Regions from separate parts of the Homo sapiens genome. Here region 2 is linked to region 1. A link is a contact called in ENCODE Hi-C or POLR2A ChIA-PET data. All regions are on one chromosome and are shown on one strand. Each heading gives the region's core, a stretch centred on a gene start or an enhancer-like site at or near the end of the contact. The rest is flanking DNA. Distances are from core to core; before and after follow the strand shown.

The links. Hi-C counts contacts between places; a loop is a spot of excess contacts on that map. ChIA-PET counts read pairs that join two places held with the same protein, here RNA polymerase II (POLR2A). Pooled maps may share reads with other maps.
Region 2: a map of naive thymus-derived CD4-positive, alpha-beta T cell shows a loop between it and region 1 (17-fold over the local background). The contact joins the enhancer-like site here to the promoter of MIR23AHG in region 1. A Hi-C loop is called at or near these places in 1 of 168 maps with a recorded cell type or tissue (naive thymus-derived CD4-positive, alpha-beta T cell), 1 of 37 single-sample maps with no recorded cell type and 4 of 50 pooled maps. POLR2A ChIA-PET finds 5 or more read pairs at or near these places in 1 of 52 experiments (naive thymus-derived CD8-positive, alpha-beta T cell).

The regions. Positions count from the first base shown.
Region 1 is chr19:13,841,591-13,844,582 of GRCh38, forward strand. MIR23AHG (miR-23a/27a/24-2 cluster host gene) reads right to left here and starts at 1,328. Exons shown (of 1, transcript NR_036515.2): 1 at 1-1,328. RefSeq lists a cis regulatory region at 226-1,734 and silencers at 240-299, 760-1,489.
Region 2 is chr19:16,365,346-16,368,828 of GRCh38, forward strand. The region is part of intron 22 of EPS15L1 (epidermal growth factor receptor pathway substrate 15 like 1); the gene reads right to left. Among named protein-coding and RNA genes, the nearest start is that of KLF2, 42 kb to the left of the region's middle. RefSeq lists enhancers at 996-1,065, 1,216-1,445. Within about 2 kb of position 1,391, at least 14 of the 41 ENCODE cell types and tissues checked have a DNase peak (open chromatin) inside an H3K27ac peak, as active enhancers do.

The DNA of each region.
Region 1 (2,992 bases), core at 78-2,577:
TGAACACATGTACCCAGGCTGGCCCGGGCAGGGCATGTGGGCGAGCGGACAGGGTGTGTCCAACATCACCTCGCCTCTAAGCCTGGGCACCTGTTGGGTACAGCCCTCCAGCTGGGGCAGGACTGCCAGAGGACACCCCTTATGCCAGGGGTCCCCCAGCCCCCAGCCTCACCCTCATAGACCAGGAGTCAGAGGCTGCCAGCTGGGGAAGGTTGGGAAGGGGGCAGGTGACAAGGAGCCAGCTGCACAGCCAAAACATTCAAGAAGCCACTGGGTCTGGGGCCTGGCTGGGCTGGGCTGGGCTGGGCTGGGCAGGAAGGTCAGTTAGGGCTAAGGGCTTTAGGGGCAGCCAAATCTAGTGCTAAAATCAGAAAACAGTCTGGGGCTAAGACAGAGGGGTCGGGGTTCAGTCTGGGCCCTTTTAACCTCCTCCTTCAGCCAAAAGGCACGGGGACCCCAAGCTGCACAGGGCTGGTCCCCAACCTGGCTTTCCTTCCTATGCAACCTTGAATGAGCGCTTTTCTCCGAAGGGAAAGGAGACATCCCCCCAGCTCCCACCAGCCCCTGCCCAACAAGAGACCTTCCCCCTACCCAGCGGGCGACACGTCAAGAACTTGGACCGGTATCCACCCCCGCCCCCACCCAAAGAACTCTGAGAGACCCCCCCAACCCATTCCTCCCGTCCAAAGGCCAGGTCGGGGGGCTAGGAGTGGGGTAGGCATATGCATATCCAAGCCCCTCAACCCAAGCCCCATGTCCGAGCCGGACACAAGCCCTCCCACCCTGACAACTCTCTGCCCACCTTGACCTGCCCAAGTCGCGCGGGGACCCGCCCTCCCCACCGCATTCCCATGCGTCCCCTGGGGGGTCGGGGTGGAGGGGCCACTGGGAAGGGAACAGAGGCCGGGCCGCCCTTCCCCCGCTCCGTAGGGGGCGCCCCGGGACTCCGCGGCCGCCGTCGCCACCGTCAGACGCACTGTCCCCGATCCCCGACCCACCCCGGGCGGCGGGGCGCTCAAGGCGCGCGGGGCGGCGCCCTCGCCTTCTCGCAACGCTCTTGGGGACCCGCCGGGCGCAGCCCCACTCCGCCCACGAGCCAGGCGCGGAAAAGTTGCCGGCGCCGCTGCCGCCGAGGCGCCGATCGCTCCCGGCCTCCCTCCTGGGTCCCTCCTGACTTCCACTTACCCGCGGGGGGAGGGGAGCCGGGCGCGCACTCCGGGCTCCGGCCGCCGCCCCGGGCCGGGCCGGCCGAGGCTCAGGCGGGCGGGCTGCGGGCCCGAGACCGGCCGGGGGCGGCCGCCGGCCGCGCTCCACCCCACTCACTGGCCGGCCAGCCGCGGGGCCGAATCGCTTTTAAAACCTTCCCGTCTCCTCCCCCCCTCCCCGGGCCGGGCAGGGGGCGGGCGCGGGGCGGGGCAGGCGTCGCCGTCATGTGCCCCCGAGCCGGCCCGCCCCCAGTTTCTCTGTCCTGTCCCCCAACTCTGTCCCGTCCCCCAACTCAAGGCCAACTTTCTCCCTCCTTGTCCCGAAATCAGCCTGGGCCCCATACCCAGCCCAACTTCCCCCTCTGGACCCTGAACTTGAGTCCCAGTCCCGAGTTTTAAGCCCAAGGCTCTGTCTGCGGGGGTAGGGTGGGAGCAAAGGGTCTAACCCCCTATCCCACCTCTGGAACCCCTGTTGGTCTAAGGCCTGCGCCTGCCCAGGGAGAGGCAACCCAGGAGGCCGTGAGCCCCTGGGAATAGAGATTGGTGAGGGGCGGTTTGGCGGGTGGGCTCGGTCCCAGACCCAGGGCACACTGGGCACTGCAGACCCCTCCCGGGGAGGGGGGCCTGGGTCTGGGTATTGCCCTGGGATGCCACCAAACAGGAACCCCCACTTGCTCCAGTTCCACAGCGCCTTCTCCAGCCTTAGGAAGTTCCTCCTCTTATCCTACCTAACCCTCTCCTGCTGCCATAGAAAAGACTTTCTGGTCCCAGGCCATGCAGCCCCTGGGTCTGGGTCCCCTCCCCCTAGGCTTCCCGGCACCCTCCCCCACCCGCTGGGACCTCTGGGAAACTCCCCGGGCTCCCGGAGTAGCTCTGGGAGCAAGGCCCTCCCTGGATCCCTCCCTCTTTCCCGGTGTGCCTGTCTTTCCCGCTCCATCCTCCAGCCTCCACCGGGAGGAACGCGGCTGCATTGTTCCTCAGGAGGAGGCCCTGCCTCGGGGCCTGGCCCAGTGCCCAGGTGGGTGGCCAGGAACAAAACTCTGAGATCGAGGGGCGGGGTGCCCTCTGCAACCATGCCAGTCTCCTTGGGCATGTCCCGCTGCCATCTGCCCTCTCCAGGACTCGACAAAGGCCGATGGACCCCTATCCACCACCCACGACCACCATCGTGTCACAGTGGGGGTCTGGAACCCGCAGGACCCTTCCCAGACCTGGGTGGGCATTGCTTTGGGGGATGATGTTTTCCACTCAGCCCCCAATATTTTTGAAGTGTCATCCTTGGGGCTAGGGATCCAATTCTTCATCCACGTCCTGGGTGGTAAGATAGCAGCCTCCCCTTTTGAGTAACTCTGGGGGTGGGGGCGCGGGGGTACCCAGCAGCAGGCCAGGCCCTCCAAGGGACTGGAGGGACTAGTTGGATGCTTCTGTGTCACCTTGCACCCCAGAATTCCTCCAGGGTCCCCCATTTCATCAGCTCAGCTGGCTCTCACCTTGCTACCTGGTGGAACTGGGGAGAGGGAGTTAGGAGCCACACCCAGCTACCATCCCGTGGGGCCCAGCCCTGGGGACTCCAGGGCCTTTTCTTCCCTGTGGGGCCCAAGGGGCAGGCTGGCCCAGGATGCAGGATCTGACAGGTTGGGGCAGGAGGGGGCAGAGCCGCCTAGTGGGGCCCCAGGGGAAGATTTGGGGTGGCACAGAATTCCCCAACTCAGGGTGGGGCGCAGAAGGTGGGAGCAACTTACCACATGGCCTTCTGAGCAGCTACACACAAGAATGGCATTTCCAGG
Region 2 (3,483 bases), core at 141-2,640, 2.5 Mb after region 1:
AGTTAAAACGAAGTCAAAGGATCAATGACTGTCTTCACTGAAAGAACTTAGGACACAGATCTACACACAGAACAGCAATGTGAAGATGCACCAGGCCAAGGAGAGGTCTCAGAAGAAACCAACCCCACTGGCGCCTTGATCTTGGACTTTGAGCCTCTAGAACTGCGGGACAATCCATGTCTGCTGTTTAGGCTGAGATAGAGCAAGTGTGAGCAGGGAGCCACCAAAGCCACCGGCAGGGGCACCCTGGGGGACAGTGTGACAGTGTCCTGCACCCCAGCCTGTGGGTTTGCAGGGGATAGGGACAGTGACCTCAGCCAGTCCCTCGAGCCCCTGCCTGCTTCTGCCCAGCTTCTCCCTCCACGGGAAAGCCCCCCCTCCCCCAGGGTCCCTCACCACTCTGCTTCCCGTGGCACTGGCCTCTGGCACGGCTGAGGGTCAGCTCTGTGAAAAGCGGGCCCAGCATACCACAAATGCCAGCCAATACTGCCCCATGTCCCTGGTGCCCTCCAGCCCAGGGCTCGGCACACAGTGGGCTTCAGGAGGTCCTGGTGAACCAGGTGCCACCTGTTACAGATTCCACGGGTCTCCAGGGACCTGGGGCCCTTTGGAGCAACACCCTGGGGAGCGAGAAGGGAATAAAGGCATCTGCCCTTCCTGGTTTGCAGGAAACAGCAATGTTACTGTGCATGCTTGGGTATTTGATTTTTCCTCGAATACCTATGTGATATGGATCAAATAGCAAGATTCTAGCAGAGGAAACAGTTAAGTGTTTCCAGGGGAGAAGCTCAAAGTCCCAGGACACGGTGTAGCCCCCTGGGACGGGCAGCAAGTCCAGGGTGGACACTGCTTGATTTCTCGAAGCCGTTCCTGCAGGGAGTGATCACCTGAGGCAGATTTGCAAGAATGTGGAGGGAGGTGTAAAGGGAGGACGCCCCAGCCAGGCCCCCAAGAGCGACTGCCACGGTACAGAAGGTTCAAATAAATCAGTCATTTTTGAGCTGCTTTTCTTCTTCTTTTCAATGAAGATCTTCCTCCCTTGGTTTGGGGGGTTTAAAAAAAAGAAATTGGTTTTTGGGAGGAGCGGTTAAGAATTCTGCCTGCTACCATTTCAAGCTGAGGTTTCTGATGCGCAAAGAGATGTTCAGAGAGATGAAAAGCTTCGTTCACACCAAGAACTGCCTGTGCCTGGTTTTGCTCTGTTGCCGAAACCGTTGTTATTTAGAAATCATGACTATGGTAATATGAAACCAGGGCACATCAACTGCTGGCCTCTTGTTTTCAGAAGGAACATCAACAACAACAACGGTTTTTTTCTCAGTTGTTAGTGTTTGTGCTTTGGTAAGAGAGGAGATTTTGGACCTGACACGTGTGAGGTCAGCCGAGTGCCCGGTCCAGCTCTCGACCTTGCTAATGACCAGACGCTTTGAGCAAAGAAAGCCCCCGGCATCACTGTAGGGCCACGGCCCTCAGCCCAAACTTCCCACTTTTGCTCAGCGATTTATTTTTAGCGGCTGTATTTTTCAAACCTTCTAGGTCTAGTTCCTGCTTTTATGTAACCACTTCTGCTAACTCCTTAATCGTTTTTTCCGATTTTGTGAGGTATAGCTTATCTCAAACGTGACAAAGTAACTTTAATCTGCCTCCAGGCCCTGAAGCAAAAGCTGCCACGCGCACCCACGCCAGGGTTTTATACTTTTTTATGGCTCCAGAAAACATGAGTAAGGAGAGAGCTTTACTGACGCGCATTTCAGAAAAGGGGATGGAAATCATGAAAACAAAACCCAAAAAAGTGGGTATAGAAACATCTGGGAATGATGGCATCAAACCAGGTGCCAGGCATCATCCTGGCACCTGGTTCGATGCCATCAATCCTAGATATTTGCAGCGGGAACTACCGGGGACCACAGCAGACGGCAGTGAATAAAGACAAATGAAATTAAAGACCCTCTTGGGTGTGCTGACTGCCTACCGCAGGGAGACTTCATTAACAGGGGGCAAGGGATACAAGACTGAAGAAAACACAAAATAGAACTTATTTTCAAACCACAGCAGTTTCAACAGTTACCCAAGCGGTGTACCGAAACCACACACAGGACTGACTTTAGCAAAAACAATATGAACCAAATGGTTTACCACAGTATGTGCTGTTAAAAAAAAAAAAAAAAAAAAAAAAAAAAACTTGGTGGCCGGCTCCACCCTGATAGAAATTTCTTTAATTCTCCTATTTCTCAAGCTTCTTCTCGAGGCTGCGCACGCCCCTAGCACCCGGGATCGGGGCTGTGATGGGGCTGGCTCTGCTGCACTAGCGTTCTTGGTCAGCAAAGTTTTTCAAGGTTCTGACTTTTCTATCTTGCTTTGCAGGAAGCCCTCCGCTTAAAAGCATCCTCAAGAGCTGGGTGCAAAGCAAAAAAAAAAAAAAAAAAACCCAAAAAACAACAAACAAACAAAAAATTGAATAGAAATATACAATTGCAAACCATAAAAACGGTGAATGCTATAAAAACCTTGGAAAGGAAACTCTCTTGGTTTAAATTTTTTGCTTAGGAGGAGCATAAAAGGTTCAGGTGAGGTATGGTCTCAATCAATCCGATTAATAAAAATATTAGTAATAAACATGAGAGTGAGAGAGAGAGAGAGTGTGTGTGTGTGTGTGTGTGTTTGATCCTGGCTAGGTTCTGTTTATACAGTTCAGTTCAGTGCTGTACTTGGAAAATGCAGTTCTGCAGATGAGAGATACATACAAAAACAAAAAGAAAACAAAAAAATACAAAACAAGGGTTTGTGGTCAGGGAAGCTGCCCACCTTCGCTATTATCCTATACAACACAGAACGATCACACAACTCTCACTCATCCTACACAACTGTGGACACACATACACAACCATCATTGATCCTACACAATGGGACACACACACACAAGCATCACTGATCCTACACAACAGTGGACGCACACATACAACCATCATTGATCCTACACAACAGGGGACACACATGCACAAGCATCATTGATCCTACACAACAGGAGATGGCTACACAACTGTCATTCATCCTGCACAATATGGACACTCACACAACTCCCATTCATCCTACACAACAGAGGATGCCCACACAATTGTCATTCATCCTGCAGAACACAGACACCCACACAACTGTCATTCACCCTACACAACAGGTGATCCCACACATCTCTCGTTCATCCTGCACAACATGCACACCCACACAACTGTTATTCATTCCACACAACAGGTGGTGCCCACACAACCATCATTCACCCTACACAACACAGGCACCCACCTGTCATTCACCCTACACAACAGGCGATCTCACAAAACCATCATTCACCCTACATAACACAGACACCCACCTAACTGTCATTCACCCTACACAACAGGTGATCCCACAAAACCATCATTCACCCTACACAACACAGACACCTATGCAACTGTCATTCACCCTACACAACAGGTGATCCCACACAAC